Regions from separate parts of the Homo sapiens genome. Here region 2 is linked to region 1. The links are chromatin loops, found by intact Hi-C in ENCODE. Cell type or tissue: IMR-90. All regions are shown on one strand.

What was found. A loop is a pair of places that touch in the nucleus more often than their neighbours do. Peaks named below come from ENCODE experiments on the same cell type or tissue, not always from the same donor. Only the 100,000 strongest peaks of a DNase experiment are listed, where the experiment ranks them.
Region 2: a loop joins it to region 1, with 7 times the contacts of the local background. A loop is called at or near these places in 38 of 110 quality-filtered maps.

The regions. Positions count from the first base shown.
Region 1 is chr6:134,170,649-134,178,648 of GRCh38, forward strand. SGK1 (serum/glucocorticoid regulated kinase 1) reads right to left here. Exons shown (of 14, transcript NM_001143676.3): 4 at 3,863-3,938; 5 at 3,357-3,432; 6 at 2,814-2,918; 7 at 2,626-2,709; 8 at 2,375-2,506; 9 at 2,014-2,126; 10 at 1,545-1,668; 11 at 989-1,084; 12 at 375-530; 13 at 178-267. Among named protein-coding and RNA genes, the nearest start is that of SLC2A12, 120 kb to the left of the region's middle. RefSeq lists silencers at 4,167-4,566, 4,677-4,956, 4,883-5,177 and an enhancer at 4,305-4,806. In IMR-90, CTCF peaks have their summits at 3,479 (motif pointing right) and 7,980; DNase peaks (open chromatin) are centred at 3,483, 4,283, 5,113, 7,953 and 1 weaker place; H3K4me3 peaks cover 7,348 bases; H3K27ac peaks cover 5,921 bases.
Region 2 is chr6:134,937,774-134,945,773 of GRCh38, forward strand. It overlaps ALDH8A1 (aldehyde dehydrogenase 8 family member A1), which reads right to left. Exons shown (of 7, transcript NM_022568.4): 2 at 6,046-6,193; 3 at 4,636-4,791; 4 at 1,493-1,642. Among named protein-coding and RNA genes, the nearest start is that of ALDH8A1, 8.3 kb to the right of the region's middle. In IMR-90, a CTCF peak has its summit at 3,261 (motif pointing left); DNase peaks (open chromatin) are centred at 1,348 and 3,248; H3K27ac peaks cover 655 bases.

The DNA.
Region 1 (8,000 bases):
TAAAAATTATGGGAGCCTTGTTGGGACACAAAAATGTGCTTTTTATGTAGGTAAAATAACAGGTTTATGGAGAAAACATCTGCCAATGTATTCCTTCCAACCCTCCCCCAGACAATTCTGAATTAAAATAAATGCCCTTTGGGCTTCTCTATACTTAGAAGAGAGACAGATACTCACCACATTTGGGTTAAAAGGGGGAGTAATCTTCTTATTAATGAGATCATCCCAGTTAATTAAGGAGAAGAAGACATGACTCTTAATCTCCATCTGTTGATAAGAAACCCAAGATTAATTTAGACAGGTGCATTCAATAAGGGCAGGGAGGTCTAGTGCACGTCCCGGCCGGCCCAGGAGGACAGGAAAACATCACTCACGAAGTCATCCTTGGCCCCGAGCCGCTTTGTCCTGTCCTTCTGCAGGAGGCCCTCCAGGAGGTGTCTTGCGGAATTTGTAATATTTGGTTTCAGCTGGAGAGGCTTGTTCAGAATGTTGTCGTACATTTCAGCTGTGTTTCGGCTATAAAAAGGCGGCTGAAAGAAGGGGAAAATTACTTTAGACTTAATTGGAAGTTTCATATGGCACACATTACCAGTAGAGAAAAAGATATAAACGGCAATAAATATTAGGCTCGATTTGAGAAACTCTCCCCACCTCAATGCTTTCTTTTCCCTTGCTATTTAAGTGTCTACTTTGCAACCCGTGTGTGTGTTTGTGTGTGTGTGTGTGGAGGGTGAGGGGGTAGATGTTAATAAGTGGTAGTTTTTCACCACCACACAGGTTCAATGTGGTCCTATCTAGTAAAATGTGAAATGCACAAAAGAACCAGGTAAGTGATTATTCTTATGAACTATAAAATAACCAATATGCCTCTTAGCTGCTTTTGATAAGCGTACTGGTAAGGGCAAGACACCATGGCCAAGCATGGGCTGTGTGAAGGCAATATTGTAGGGAGCAGGCAGTGTTCCATGGTTCCCAATGTGCCACTCACCAGGCCATACAGCATCTCATACAAGACAGCTCCCAGGCACCACCAGTCCACAGTCCTGTCATAAGGCTGCTTATGAAGCACCTCAGGTGCGAGATACTGAAAAACAGACCAGGGAAACAGCGTTTAGAACCTGCGAAAGCAAGCAATCCCACGACCACACATTTAGTTTGAAAAAGCTGAGAGACCCAGAGCCAGCTTGGAAGATAGATATCTTTAGATTCCTTCCTGATAAAACTGCTGGACTTTTTGAGGGTGACTGGCTACCTATGTGTACTGACATTTAGGAAACTGCTGGGCACTTGATATCTCTTACTTAGGGATTTAGAAAGTTTTTATGATGCAGATCTTACTTACAAACAGCTACTTTTCAGTAAAGGAACAGAAGGACTTGGGATTTCTCATGCTACATCAAACAGCAAATGTATTTTATTTGCACTGAACTGTATTAAGAAGTCTCTGAGAGGAGTTTACTCTTTTTGGTAGTTAAGTGCATGATTGTACATCTCTCTCTTGGAAGGCGGGGGTAAACCAGGCACCAAACCAAGACAGCGCCTACCTCCGGCGTGCCACAGAAGGTGGATGTTGTGCTGTTGTGTTCAATGTTCTCCTTGCAGAGTCCGAAGTCAGTAAGGACAATGTGTCCCTGTGAATCTAGCAAAATATTCTCTGGTTTTAAGTCTCTGTAAAAAAGTGAATAGAAAAGTAGTTGCACAAGTTAATTTCACTTCATAAGATATCCTCTTAAAGATAATTGCTAAAGGTATTAGAGGCATTTTAGGTTCACTGTAGTTGTGTAGTGAAGAAAAAAGGGAGCCCTTGTTCTGCTCATCTATTCTGGATTAGGCACAATCCTACTTGGCTGGTTCCCCCTTGGCACTTAAGTCAAGCCAGCTCACGTGCTAGGGGATCTGGTTTTAGGCAACCAAGTTGCAAATAAACACAAATTATTTTAAGGCCCTATGAAACAGCCAGTGCTACGTCTCCTTTATACCAAAACTGGTAGCCTGAAGAGCTCTCAGGCTTACCTATAAACGATGTTCAGTGAATGCAGGTAGCCCAAGGCACTGGCTATTTCAGCAGCATAGAAACGAGCCCGTGGTTCCAGGAAGCAGCGTTCCCTCTGGAGATGGTAGAACAACTGCAGGAGACAGAACAAAGTCATTCTGGGTTGCAAATGAATTTAATTAGTTTTGACATACACAGCAAAAGAACAACTGCAGGAAGTGGCCCCAAGTAATCTATTAACTATAAACCTGACAGGTTGAAGGAAATGCTAATTCTGGTAACATTCTCCCCACCAAAAATCTTTGAAAACTTTTTTCTCAAACTAAAACAAAGCAGGCTGTGCAGAGACACTAAGAGTTGACTTCTATCCCCCCTGCTCACCTCTCCACCATTAATGTAGTCTAGGACAAAGTACAATTTGTCAGCAGTCTGGAAAGAGAAGTGAAGGCCCACCAGGAAAGGGTGCTTCACATTCTTCAACAGAACATTCCGCTCCGACATAATATGCTTCTCCTAGGAAAATGACGATTCAGATTTAGTGGCATGTTTCAACTTGGCACCAACATTCCAGAATCAAGATTATTCAAGGAGTGTCTACCGCCAATGCCAGCCCCATCAAGCACATCTCATACCTCTTTCTTTTTCAGGATTGCTTTCTTCTGTAAAACTTTGACTGCATAGAACACTTCTTCTGCCTTGTGTCTTGCTAGAAGAACCTGAAATTTCAATTTAAAAAAATCATTTTTCTATCCTCATCCAGGGAGAATACAAAAGAGGACATGAAGGAAGTGTACCAAAAGATCTTCAGATTTGAAATTACCTTTCCAAAACTGCCCTTTCCGATCACTTTCAAGAAGTGAAAGTCAGATGGTTTAGCATGAGGATTGGACGACGGGCCAAGGTTGATTTGCTGAGAAGGACTTGGCTAGAAAAAAAAAAAAAGAATTTCTTTTAATACCATTGCTTCAAAGGAAGACATCTATAACATAAACGATGTAGAAAATGTTACATCTACAAATGACTGATGCAAATGACCATACATCTATAAACATTCAAAACTACATTTCATCACATTTCAAATGAGTATGGAAACTGCACACAGTCATGTTGTTTCAGACAGATAAAACCTTTTTATGAAATATGCCTTTTAAAATAACCACTTTGGAGGTAAAATATGCCCAGGAAAAAAATAAAATAATACTCTGACTCAATACTTAAATATTTATATCACTTGTTATGCCATAATGAAGCATTCCTGCCTTGATACTAATTTCTAGAAATGCTATTTTAATCCATTAATGTAGGAATACTAACTGACTCCCTTACAGTTCTCCACAGATGCACGGCACATACAAAAACTTACTGGAGGAGAAGGGTTGGCATTCATAAGCTCAGGCTCCTGAGGTTGGGAGATCTTCAAGATGGACTGAACTTCAGGGCTGCAGGGAATAAAGGGCACGATTTAGAATCCAGCTCGCCACTAGGGGGCACACCAACATCAAAAGTGAGTTTCTGGCTCTACCGACTTCTACCCGGATAATTCACTGTTTAAACTGAAAATACCCCAATACATTAGTCAGTTAAAGAAAATAATAAACCCCATTAAATACAGAAATAAGGATTGTTGCTCATGGAGAAAGGCCGTGAATTCGGCCAACACGAACCATTTATCTTACATCTCCAGTTCAAGCCAAATCAGCAAATTAACTTTAATGTTTAAAATGTGTCAAATATATTAGAATTTAAGGAGAAATGAGATCCCCACCCCAGAAGAAGTCTTCGCCTTCCCGATAAACGCCGTGATGAGAATGTTTACCGCTGGCAAATTCAAACTATACTAGTTATTTCCTCAAATCCGGTCAAACTTACTGTTTGCATGCATAGGAGTTATTGGCAATCTTCTGAATAAAGTCGTTCAGACCCATCCTCCTCTGCTTCATGAAAGCTGTGGATGAAGGAGGAGAAATAAAGAAACGTTTAGACGGCTTCATAACGTCCGGCGCCACACACACTAATCTGATCCGGGACTTTCAAAAAATTTCCACTTTGCGTCTCCTGGAGCAGAAGTCCCGCAAGATTCCTGCACTCACCGATGAGAATTGCCACCATGCCCCTCATCCTGGAGTAAGTGAGGGTGCCCTTAGCAGCCTCAGTTTTCACCGTCATCACCACCGCGGGGAGACAGAAAGACGTTAGCGCTCAAAGACCGGCTCGGCGTATGCTGCGCCAGGCCGCGCGCTCGGCCTTATAAAAAAGGCACCGCCGCGGGGGCGGGGCCTGCGCGACAGTGAGAAGTGGCCCCGCCCTTCGCCTCGCCCCTCGCCCCGCCCCGGCCGCCTCGCGGTTTGCTGGCGGCTACGCTGCCTGCGGCGGGCGGTTCTGTCCCCATTGAGAGGGCGAGCCCCGGGCGGGGGCGCGAGGACCGCCCGGGGACGGCCTGGCGCAGGGCCGTTATCAGTCTCCATCGGCTCCTGGGGCAGGAGAGAGAGAACGCGCCGGCGGAGGGCGCGGGGAGGGCCGGAGAGCCCGGGGTAGTTTTCCACCTCTCTCATTTATTCCGCCGCCGGAGAAAGCCGGGTTCGCAGCGCCGAAGCGCTTCCCGGCGGGTGCGCGGCGGCCACGGTGGCTTCGCTCACTGTCCCTGCAGATACCCTCTCCCCGGCCAGGCGCCGTCCTGCGGCCGGACTCCCACCCTCCTCCCCAACCCGAGCCGGCGGTGCGCGCCACCCTCCGGGGTTTATCCCTGGGGCGCAGGCCTGCGCGCGCGACCTCGCCCGCCAGGTCCTCCCGTTCCCGCCGCCGGGACCCCGGCCCCGAGAACTCCGACGAAAGCCGGCCCCTGCCTCCAAGCCGCTCTGGGGAAGTGAGCCAAGCCCCCAGCGGGGCCGGCGGCGGCGCTTACCCAGTCCGCTCAGCAGGAAGGACTCGCTCCTTTTCTGCGCCTCGGCCCTCTTTTTGTGGCGGGGCCGCAGCAGGGACTCGAGCCGGGCTCTGGCCAGCGCGCCCTGCATCTCCCCCATGGGCAGCGGGCGGCGGGGCGCGCGGCAGACGAGAGCGACCGGCGAGCACTGACGTTTCCTTGAAGGAGCCGCCGTGACTCAGGCCGGGCAAGATTTCCTGCCCCGAGTCCCAAAACAAACAAATGGCCCTTGTGCACGGTCGGGTCGCTTCCGAAAACGCCTTTTTTGTGCTTTTGGCCAAAACCAAGCAAGGCTGAAAAATCCCAGAACTTGGAAGAGGAGGAAGGAAGGAAAGAAAGAGGGAAAAGGGGGAGGGAGAGGTCAGGAATGTGGAGGGGAGGGGGCGGAAATAAAAGTCGTCTCTGCACTAAAGGAAGAAGTACAATCTGCATTTCACTTTTTTTTTTCTGAAGTAATCTCTGAGAACATTTTGTCCGTTCCGCATGTAATTTTTTTCCTTGCATTTTTAATCTCTGCCATGCCAAGAACACGTGAGGAGGTAACAAGCGAAGGGAGGGGTAGCTTTGCCCGGGGGCAGACCTGGCGTGAACCGGGCATCCTCGATTCCTCTGTGGGGCCTGCTCCTCTCCCGCTGTCCCACCTGAAAACCCTGCAGGTCATGATACATGGTCTTAAAATCGTCCCTACCCTCCCTGGGTTTAACTCAAGGCTGCCCCAGGGCTTCTTAGTTTTGCCACCTCGCTCGCTCTTTATGTGAGTCCCACATAAACTGTGACTTTATCCTGAAAGATTAGCCGGGTGACTCCGCTGCAGAAGGCAGGGAAGAGAGGGAAGCTCGAGGCGGCGGCCCGGGCTCTGCAGAACAGCGATGCCGGTGCCTTCCAGTAACCCCGCGGCTGGGGGATGTCTGGGAGCCGCAGCCTGACCGCCGGCGCGGGGACGTGAGCCAGTGCTGGCCGGGAAGCCGCGAGCACGGCGACTGGGCCCGGAGCGGGCAGTTACAAGTTACCACTATTCGCAGGGCCAGGTACCTGGCGCTCGCTGTTGCTGTCTGCGGTGGCTGCCCTGCCATGACCTCTTGCTACCAAAGGCTCTGCCATTTTAAAGTTGCCTACTGGATCTGGCACAGTCCCGAAATACCAGCTGTCAAACCAGGAATAGCATGTGAAACGCCTTTTCCTTGGTCTTGGGCAGGGGTTTGTTTTGCAGGCAAAACCACCCCCACTTGCCCTAAAGTGAGCTCTAGTCTCAACTCCTTGGTTTGCTTTGTTGCAACAGCCCCAAACCGAGAGAAGGGAAACACATTCTCTCTCCTGGAGTCTGGCTGGGAAAGTTTGCTCAGTGCCCACACTTATAAAAAGCATTTACTGGGGCCGGGCGCAGTGGCTCACGCCTGTAATCCCAGCACTTTGGGAGGCCAAGGCGGGCGGATCACGAGGTCAAGAGATCGAGACCATCCTGGCTAACATGGTGAAACCCCGTCTCTACTGAAAATAGAAAAATTAGCCAGGCGTGGTGGCGTGCGCCTGTAGTCCCAGTTACTCGGGAGGCTGAGGCAGGAGAATCGCTTGAACCCGGGAGGCGGAGGTTGCAGTGAGCCGAGATCACGCCACTGCACTCCAGCCTGGCAACAGAGCGAGACTCCGTCTCAAAACAAACAAACAAACAAAAACAAAACAAAAACAAAAACAAAAAAAACACTAGTACCTGAAATTGACATGCCAACCTAAAGCAATGTTTAGGCAATTTCAAATCACAGTAACTGGCCCATGTCTGCTTCCTCTTGCAGGGAATCTTCATAGAATGTGACTTTGTTATTGCCAGTGCCACCCGTATGTCATGTCCCACCATTCAACTAGCCTAGCCCAGCCTAGCTCTGCTCCCACCTGGTTCCTTTCCCTCTTGAGAGAGCAAATTTTGCTCAGGCTGCCCAGAAACATCAACCTGCACACAGACTTTTGCATGTTTGTTTTCAAACATTAAATTAAGAAACCTACAACCAGAGACCCTCTCCTACACCCCACCTTATGTGCCTTCCCCATGCCAAGTAACCCCAAATCCTTTGAGGCATCTGCAAAATATAGTACGGTAAGTACGAACCTTTCAAAGGGGGTTTTATAGCTTCTTCTTTCATTCTTCGGGTTGCCCAAGGATATGCAGGTTGGGGATTACTTCTGGAGGCTGGAGGTAGAGCCCAGTTATGGCTGGAATAAGCCTCCCTGCTACATGCCTCTGATAAGCTGGAACTCTGAGATGACATGAGAGCACGAGCCAGAGACGGCTATCCCTGTTCTGTTATGAACCCCACTTTATATCAAGGCAATTTAAGTACAGGAAGGGAGCAAGCTGCAAAGTTCAACACTGGGCCATTTATTCTCCCCATTGCGACATCACTCAGAAAATTACAGTCATCAGTGTCCTAGCTTTATTACACCCCCAGCACGCACACAAGAAATGTAACTTAACTGATTATCCTCACAAATCAGTCCGGAAAAAATTCAAAACACATGCACAGGATTTATTTTCTCAGAGGCTCTGTGGCATGCATTCCGGGAGGAACGTGGCATTCAGGTCGGAGGGTTCTACGCGGAATAGAGAATAGATGCAACCGTATGATTTGTGGTTGGAAAAGAAAGGGAACGTCTGATGTGCTCCTTCCTCCCCTACCCTAATGTTCAGCACTTGGAGACGGATGGTCGGCTAAACTTATCATTTAACCGAGAGAATCAAGTTGTTGAGACTGGCTTTTCTTCCAACCGGATACGTGATGGGTGGAGCAGGCGCCCCCTGTTCTGTCCCAGCAACCTACTAAGACTTCCGAACAGGAAGGTGACACACGGCGGAGGGGTGCTTGAGGGGAGGGGGAGACGGGGGAGCTGTGTGTGACGCGCGCCTGTTAACACTGCACAGGCATTAGGTTGCCCTGTAGCTGCTATTCAAACTCTTGATCTGTTCTTCCTTCCTGTCGCCAGCCTCTTTCTTTGGTCCAGATAGTCCTCCTACTGGGAGGAATCCGGCCCCTTTCCTCATACTCCCTGGTGGCGAAGTGGTCCGAGTAGCCTCCCGAACTGTTTGTAAATGCAACC
Region 2 (8,000 bases), 770 kb after region 1:
TACAAAGAATGGGATTAGACTGTGAGGTCTTTTGTAGGGGAGGAACATGGGAAGGGTCGGCACATTTAAATGATATACCCCGCCCCACCCCCTCCACCTCGAAGCCTGGGAGCTCCATAGATGACAAATCAGAGTCCTAGGCTGGGAGGCCTCATTCCTCTGGAGGACCCTGGGATCGTAAGGCCCAGTGCCGTTCCCTAAACAGCCTCAGTTTTGAGCCTTCATCTTCCTCGTGGAGTAAAGAACTGGCTAGGGTTTACTGGAAGTTAATGTGTATGTCTGTGCTTCTAAGAAAGGTGTTCCGAAGCGGGAGAGAGGGACGGACTCTTACCCACCGGGCATTCTGTGGATACAGGAGAGCCCAGCAGTGCCTCTCTATGGGCTGAAAGGCAGCAAGGAGACCAACTAGAAAGACAGTGAGTCTGTCTCCCCCACCCAGCACTCCTGCCCTGGCCGTGGGGTGACATAGCAAAAAGACCTCACATTAAGGGGACTTCTCACAGGAGGGCTGCTGGGGTCTCCTGCCTGCTGCCTTCAAACAGTGCCAGCCTGTGCCTGTGCGGAGCTACAGCCCAGAACAAAACCAGGAGCGCATCCTGAATGCGGCCAATAAACTATTAGCAGAAAAAGAACAAGGAGCAAACGTGTGAACCTTGATATGCTAGGAAGAGGCCATATTGTATTAGCTTTCCAGTAGCAGTCCCAAAGGCAGGAAAAACTGAAGGATGTATATTTAGATCTCTTGAAATCGGGCTACTTCTACTAGGTATTCTATAGCCAAGCAAACTGTAGGTGTACCTAGCAATATTCTTATTGTCATCAGGATTAACTTGTGATTCAAGATTTTATTTTATTATTATTATTATTATTTTATTTTTTAATTTATTTTTTTGAGACGGAGTCTCACTCTGTCGCCCAGGCTGGAGTGCAGTGGTGCAATCTCGGCTCACTGCAAGCTCCGCCTCCTGGGTTCATGCCATTCTCCTGCCTCAGTCTCCCAAGTAGCTGGGACTACAGGCGCCCGCCACCACGCCCAGCTAATTTTTTGTATTTTTAGTAGAGACGGGGTTTCATCGTATTAGCCAGGATGGTCTCGATCTCCTGACCTCGTGATCCACCCACCTCAGCCTCCCAAAGTGCTGGGATTACAGGCGTGAACCACCACACCTGGCCCCAACTTAAGATTTTAATTGACTCTCTGGAGCAGGCAGGTGTCTTTGATTTGATGGGGCTGTTTAAGTCTGCGTCACTATTGTGCTGCCAGTCGCCCACCCTGGGGAGTGGAACTTGCCTGCAGTAGCACCGTTCTGGTGTTGAAGACAGGAAGCAGGGTGAGGGAACCCTGTGGGTGGAGGGGATTTCCCAGACAAGGATCAGAAAGACAAAGCCCATGATGTCACTGGAATCGATTGTGCTGCTGAGTGGAAGATTTCTATAAACTATAGGTTTGCTCCAACTCTGTGCCTGCCCCCCAACCCCAACACCTAATTACCTGCTTTATCCAGGAGTTTGCACAACATCCACGCAGTCACTGAAGTCAGCTCACTGGGCTTGGCTATCACAGTGTTCCCTGCAGCCATCGCTGGAGCTATCTTCCAGGTCAGCAAGTAGAGTGGCAAATTCCAGGGGCTGATCAGACCAGCTAAGGGATGAGAGCAGAAGCACTGCCTGTGACGGCATACCCCTCTGAGGTGGACTGGCCAAGTGGGGTTATTAACGCAAAACTCCTTCATGCTGCAGAAAACTTAGCTTACTCTTCTAACTTCTTCCCAAGCTTTGCTTATTTGTAGCCACTTTCAGGGAAATAATTCTAAAATATATTCCAAGCAACTGTATCTTTTAAAACAGAGTAAAGTCAATATGATTTCCCCATTTCTTGGCAGTTCATGATTATGAACAACAGCAATATAAACTCCAGAGCTAAAGAGTTGTCACCTATCATATACCCAAAGAAATATAAATCATTCTATTATAAAGATACATGCACGCGTATGTTCATTGCAGCACTTTGCTATTCACAATAGCAATAGCAAAGACATGGAATCAACTCAAATGCTCATCAATAATGGATTGGATAAGAATATGTGGTACATATACACAATGGAATACAATGCAGCCATAAAAAGGAACGAGATCATGTCCTTTGCAGGCACATGGATGAAGGTGGAAGCCATTATCCTTAGCAAAGTAACACAGAAACAGAAAACCAAACACCTGCATGTTCTCACTTATAAGTGGGAGCTGAACAATGAGAACACATGGACACAGGGAAAGGAACAACACACAGCAGGCCCTGTCAGGGGAGAGTCGGGGGGAAGAGCATTAGGATAAAGAGCAAATGCATGCTGGGCTTAATAGCTAGGTGATGGGTTGATAGGTGCAGCAAACCACCATGGCACACGTTTACCTATGTAACAAACCTGCACGTCCTGCACGTGTACCCTGGAACTTCAAAAAAAAATAAAAAATAAAAAAACAGTTGTCACCTGTCACTAAACAGTTCCAGAATGTGACGCATTTTGAGATTTATAGACTGAGCTTTACTTTTTCAAAAATGTCTCCTTCCCCATTATTTTAACGGTCTGGCTGTTATTTCTTCTAACATGTTTCTTTACCTTTACTTCAAATCTGTCATGGGTTGAGACATAAAATCTCAAGCTTTATATAATTATTCATAAAATAGGGGCCAATGAGTTCTGAGTGTTCCATGTGAGGGCCCTCCTATCAGTAAAGCCAATAACCTTTGGTGCATGGACTGTGACATCCATTTTGGCTATTTAGAATATTTTTAAATAAAAATTCTCTCTAGATTGTCACTTGTATCCTGACCAGATAGATTTGCTGGATGAGTAACGTAACCAGCAGCTAGAATGTGTCTCCATGCAATATTCTGAACCTATCCAGGTTTCCAATCACAAAACAAACAAATATAAAAATCTACCTTCTGAAAGGAAATTGATTCACCTTATTTTATACTCTTCCCTCAAGCCTGTGCTATGAAAGTAAATGCATCTTTTATATTATTAAATTTCCCACTGAAAAATCCATTCTTTAGGGGATAAAAATATTTTTGCAGCAAAATATATTAGCACACTTCCTAGGAGGAGGTAGAGCTTTCCACAATGCCTTGAAAACATAATTTCTGAAGGTTTCAAGTAACCAAAGCAATGAGATGTCCCAATTGTTTTCCTTTTAGCTTATATTCATAAAATGTAATAAGCTAAAAAGATGATTTTTTTCTCCGAGGAAACAGTGACATCTGGTGGAAGGTTTTAGTCATCACAGACATTTATTTATACGTTCTTCCAAAGGTCAAGAGGCAAAGGAATGCATGAAGTAAGATAATTCTCAGTAGAGGCTTATTTATCACACACCTGGCACCATACTACATGCCCTACACTTATTAATTTATTTAATGTACATAAATAGTTCTTTCTTTTTTTTTTCTTTTGAGACAGAGTCTCGATCTATCACCCAGGCTGGAGTGCAGTGGCACCATCTCAGCTCACTGCAACCTCCGACTCCCAGGTTCAAGTGATTCTCCTGCCTCAGCCTCCCAAGTAGCTGGGACTACAGATGCATGCCACCACGCCCGGCTGGGTTTTTTTGTTTTGTTTTGTTTTGTTTTTTTGAGACCGAGTCTCACTCTTGTCGCCCAGGCTGGAGTGCAATGGCACAATCTCAGCTCACTGCAACCTCGGCCTCCTGGGTTCAAGCAATTCTCCCTGCCTCAGCCTCCCAAGTAGCTGGGATTACAAGTGCCCGCCACCACATCCAGCTAACTTTTTGTATTTTTAGTAGAGATGGGGTTTCGCCATGTTGGCCAGGCTGGTCTCGAACTCCTGACCTCAGGCGATCCGCCAATCTTGGCCTCCCAAAGTGCTGGTATTACAGGCATGAGCCACCGCGCCCGGTGAATTTTTGTATTTTTAGTAGAGACGGGGTTTCACCATGGTGGCCAGGCTGATCGAATTCCTGACCTCAGATGATCCTTCTGCCTCAGCCTCTCAAAGTGCTGGGATTACAGGCGTGAGCCACTGCGCCCAGCCTGATTTTTCCTTTTTTAAATATAAGTAGAAAAAAAAATCCTGGCATGTGAATTTACATATTTACTCTTAGCATCATTCTTTTCCCTATGATTTTCCAGATAAGTCATGAACATGAGGCCTGGCGTGGTGGCTCACGCCTGTAATCCCAGCACTTGGGGAGGCCGAGGCGGGAGGATAACTTGAGGTCAGGAGTTTGAGATCAGCCTGGCCAACATGGGTGAAACCCTGTTTCTACTAAAAACACAAAAATTAGCCGGTGTGGTAGCTCGCACCTGTGGTCCCAGGTACTCAGGAGGCTGAGACTAGAGAATCACTAGAATCCGGGAAGCAGAGGTTGCAGTGAGCCGAGATCATGCCACTGCACTCCAGCCTGGGCGACAGAGCAAGACGCTGTCTAAAAAGAAAAGCAGGGAATTTGACACAAAGAAAATAAACTAGAAATAGATCTTTGAGGCCAATGGATTTTAGAAAAGAAAAATATCAGCTCTTCCTTTTCTTTAACCTGTTCCTTGAGGACAATGCCATAGAATGTTGTGAGCATCTGCAAGCATAACCGGGAGGTGGGCTCTCACTGAACAGCACTCACCGACTCCCACCGGGGCCCGCACCGTGTAGTGCATGCAGCCCAGGTGGTCCATCTGCGTGCACTCTGACGTGTGGTGCAGGCTGGAGGAAGCGAAGAACCTGAAGTTCTGCACAGACCGGGGAATGTCCATGGTTCTTGCCAGTGCTAAGGTTTTCCCTGTAAGAAGCAAACAACATAAAGCACTATCAGCTAATGGGGACACTCTATCCATCAGCTTCCACTGCCCACGCGTCCCAACTCACACTGAAACAGCCTGGATTCCTTCTAGCCCGGGGCAGGCATTCCTTGACCTCACAAAGACTTGATCATGGTTTGATAAAACCATACAATATTTAGGTATAAGGTTGGAAACTGAGGTGGGGGGTTAAAATTGAGTCAATAATCTTTGTTCTGTGAACTGAACACATCATTCTCATCACCAGTTTGCCAGATGCTACCACTTCACCCACACAAACTCTTGCAATTCAAAATCACCAGGCTTTGTACCTGCGACAAAGGCATTGAAATACGGGTGTTAGGACAGTTGTAATTGCACAGCACAAAACGAAACACTTTTATACACATGTAATGTGTATTTCATGACCTCCCCACACATGGTAGAGTCATCAGAAGAGCGGCTGGGAATGCCCTGGCACGGGATGCTGTGTGGCACCTGCTTGCCCATCACATGCCCTGCACGTCCTAGCTCCTGGATGGAACAGAAAGAGAAACAGAAGCTTACCTAGACTGCTACTGAGTTCTCTTTAGCGATGCAGGGAGCCTGGCCAGGAACACCAGCAGAGAACTATTTTCTTTTTAAGGGCTTGGACTCAGGCTGCTTTCTGATTTTTGATTGGTTTATGGCACACATGTAATTTTTAAAACTCTTGGCTTATCTTAACAGATATTCTTGCAAAAATTTACAAATATTTACTCCATTACTCTGACCTCTGGGAAAGAGTGGGAAAAAAAAATGAGATGTGTCGGGAGTGGAATGGTGACTGACATATCAGAAAACATCCTAAATAATCTGACTGCATAACTGCTTTTCAAATTATCTTTGCTTTGAAATTCTCTGCTTAGAATGAGTAGGAGACTGCATGATCAGCCCTAGTTCTTCATCTCTCCCTATATCCATGCCCTTTGCTGTATATATTTGCACTTCCTTTCATCCAATGAACAGAGTATATTTCTTTGCCCCTCAGCTTTTGGATCCAGCCATGTGACTTTCTCTGGCCATCTGAATGAGACAGGGCTGGGCCAGCCACAAGTCCTGGCCTTCCCAGGCCTGGAGCAGGGGAGGGTTTGCTCTCCACTTCTACTATTGCCAGAGGAGCAGGCACATGGGCTGGCCTGATGGCCCCAAGAGGGATAACATGAATAATCAGAGATGCCCTGAGTCCCATGTTACAGTTAAGAGGCAACTCTCACCTTGGTCTTTAGACTCGGCCTGGGCAAACTCCTCCAGGGACTGCTCCAGCAAATCCGCCACCTGGTTCAGGACCCGTGAGCGCTCCTGGGGGCTGCGGGATGACCAGCTGGGAAAGGCTTCTCTGGCGGCCTTGACCGCGGCTTCGATCTTTGAGGAGCAAATGGGAGAAAGGGTCACCTTAAAGCTGTTAGTCCTTGGGGGATGGACAAAACCAGAATCCTCAGGTCTCCACACACCTCATTTTTGTTTTGTTTTGTTTTGTTTTTTAGATGGATTCTCACTCTGTAGCCCAGCCTGGAGGGCAGTGGCGCAATTTTGGCTCACTGCAACCTCTGCCTCCGGGGTTCAAGTGATTCTCCCACCTCAGCCTCCTGAGCAGCTGGGATTACAGGCATGTGCCACCATGCCCAGCTAATTTTTGTATTTTTTAGTAGAAAGGGGGTTTCACCATGCTGACCAGGCCGGTCTTGAGTTCCTGAATACAAGTGAACCACTCGCCTCGGCCTCCCAAAGTGCTGGGATTACAGGTGTGAGCCACTGCACCTGGCCCACCCTAATTTTGAATATTCAACATGTCCCAGTGCTGAGCCACCCACAAAGTAGATGACACAGGTGTTTACATGACCAGCAAAGGAGGGGTACCATAGAAACAAAGAAACGCGCTCCATTTCAACCAATGCATCCTGAATGTAGTAATCAGATCATTAGAAAGAAGCTATTTGAATTTTAACATATGTACATTTTCAATCACTTCAGAAACTAGAATTTTTAAAAATATTGTGGGCCAGGAGTGGTGGCTCATGCCTGTAATCTTAGCACTTAGGGAGGCTGGGTTGGGAGGATCGCTTGAGCCCAGGAGTTTGAGACCAGCCTGGTCAACATAGTGAGACCCTGTCTCTACACAAAGGTTTTTTAAAAAATTAGTTGGGCGTTGTGGTGCATGCCTGTAGTCCCAGCTACTCAGGAGGCTAAGGTGGGAGGATTACTTGAGCCCAGGAGGTAGAAGCTGTAGTGAGCTGTAATTGTGCCACTGCACTCCAGCCTAGGTGACAGAGTAAGACCCTGTCTCAAAAAAATGTATATGTTATACATATATACTATATATATATAGTATATATAGTATGTATATATTATATATACAGTAGAAGAAGAAAATTAATCTAGATATGTGGAATCTCTAAAGCTTCTAACTCAGCTCTGACATATCTTATAAAGTCTGAAATTTTGGGTGAAATCACATCCTCAGATTGTCATTTTCACTTGAAATGACTAATTATATTTATAATTTATTGACTAATTTTTATATAAGGGAATATGCTAAATACTTTACACAAATTATTTTTATTTAAGTCCTTTCAAAATTCTATAACATGAGTATTGCTATGCCCATTTTACAGATGAGAAAACTGAGACATAGAAACTCAAGCAATTTGCCATAGGTCACACAGCTAATAAGTGGCAGAATCAGGACTCAAACCCAGATTTTGGTGGTTCCCAGGACCACAGGTTGCTCTGCCTGCTGCCTGATTCTGCCCAGTGGAAGAGGCTTTATTGGAGAAGAGGAGATTTGTGGCTGGACAGATGGCTTGGGTACCTCCTTTTAGAGTTACATACAAAAGGAAACAATATATGTATGGGAAGGTATGGGCAGGGTCAACTCATGGCCAAAATGTTATGTAGACAAAATAATTTTCAAGTCCTCTTCTGCCTTTCTCTTCTCTCCGGCAATGTCTAAGTAATGCCTTCTCCAGAGATGACAAATCCCTAACCCATGTCTCACTCCTCTCCTTTCTCACATGCATGAAAAATTATTATAATCACAGCTGTCTTCCACCACCGGGCCCTGGCTCAGACTCAGAATCCTTTTCCATAGGCTTCTGGCAGCCGTGAGCATCTTTTTTGGGGCGCTTGACCCGAAGTAATCTAGCCGCCTGAGCCTGTGCTAGCCCTCATG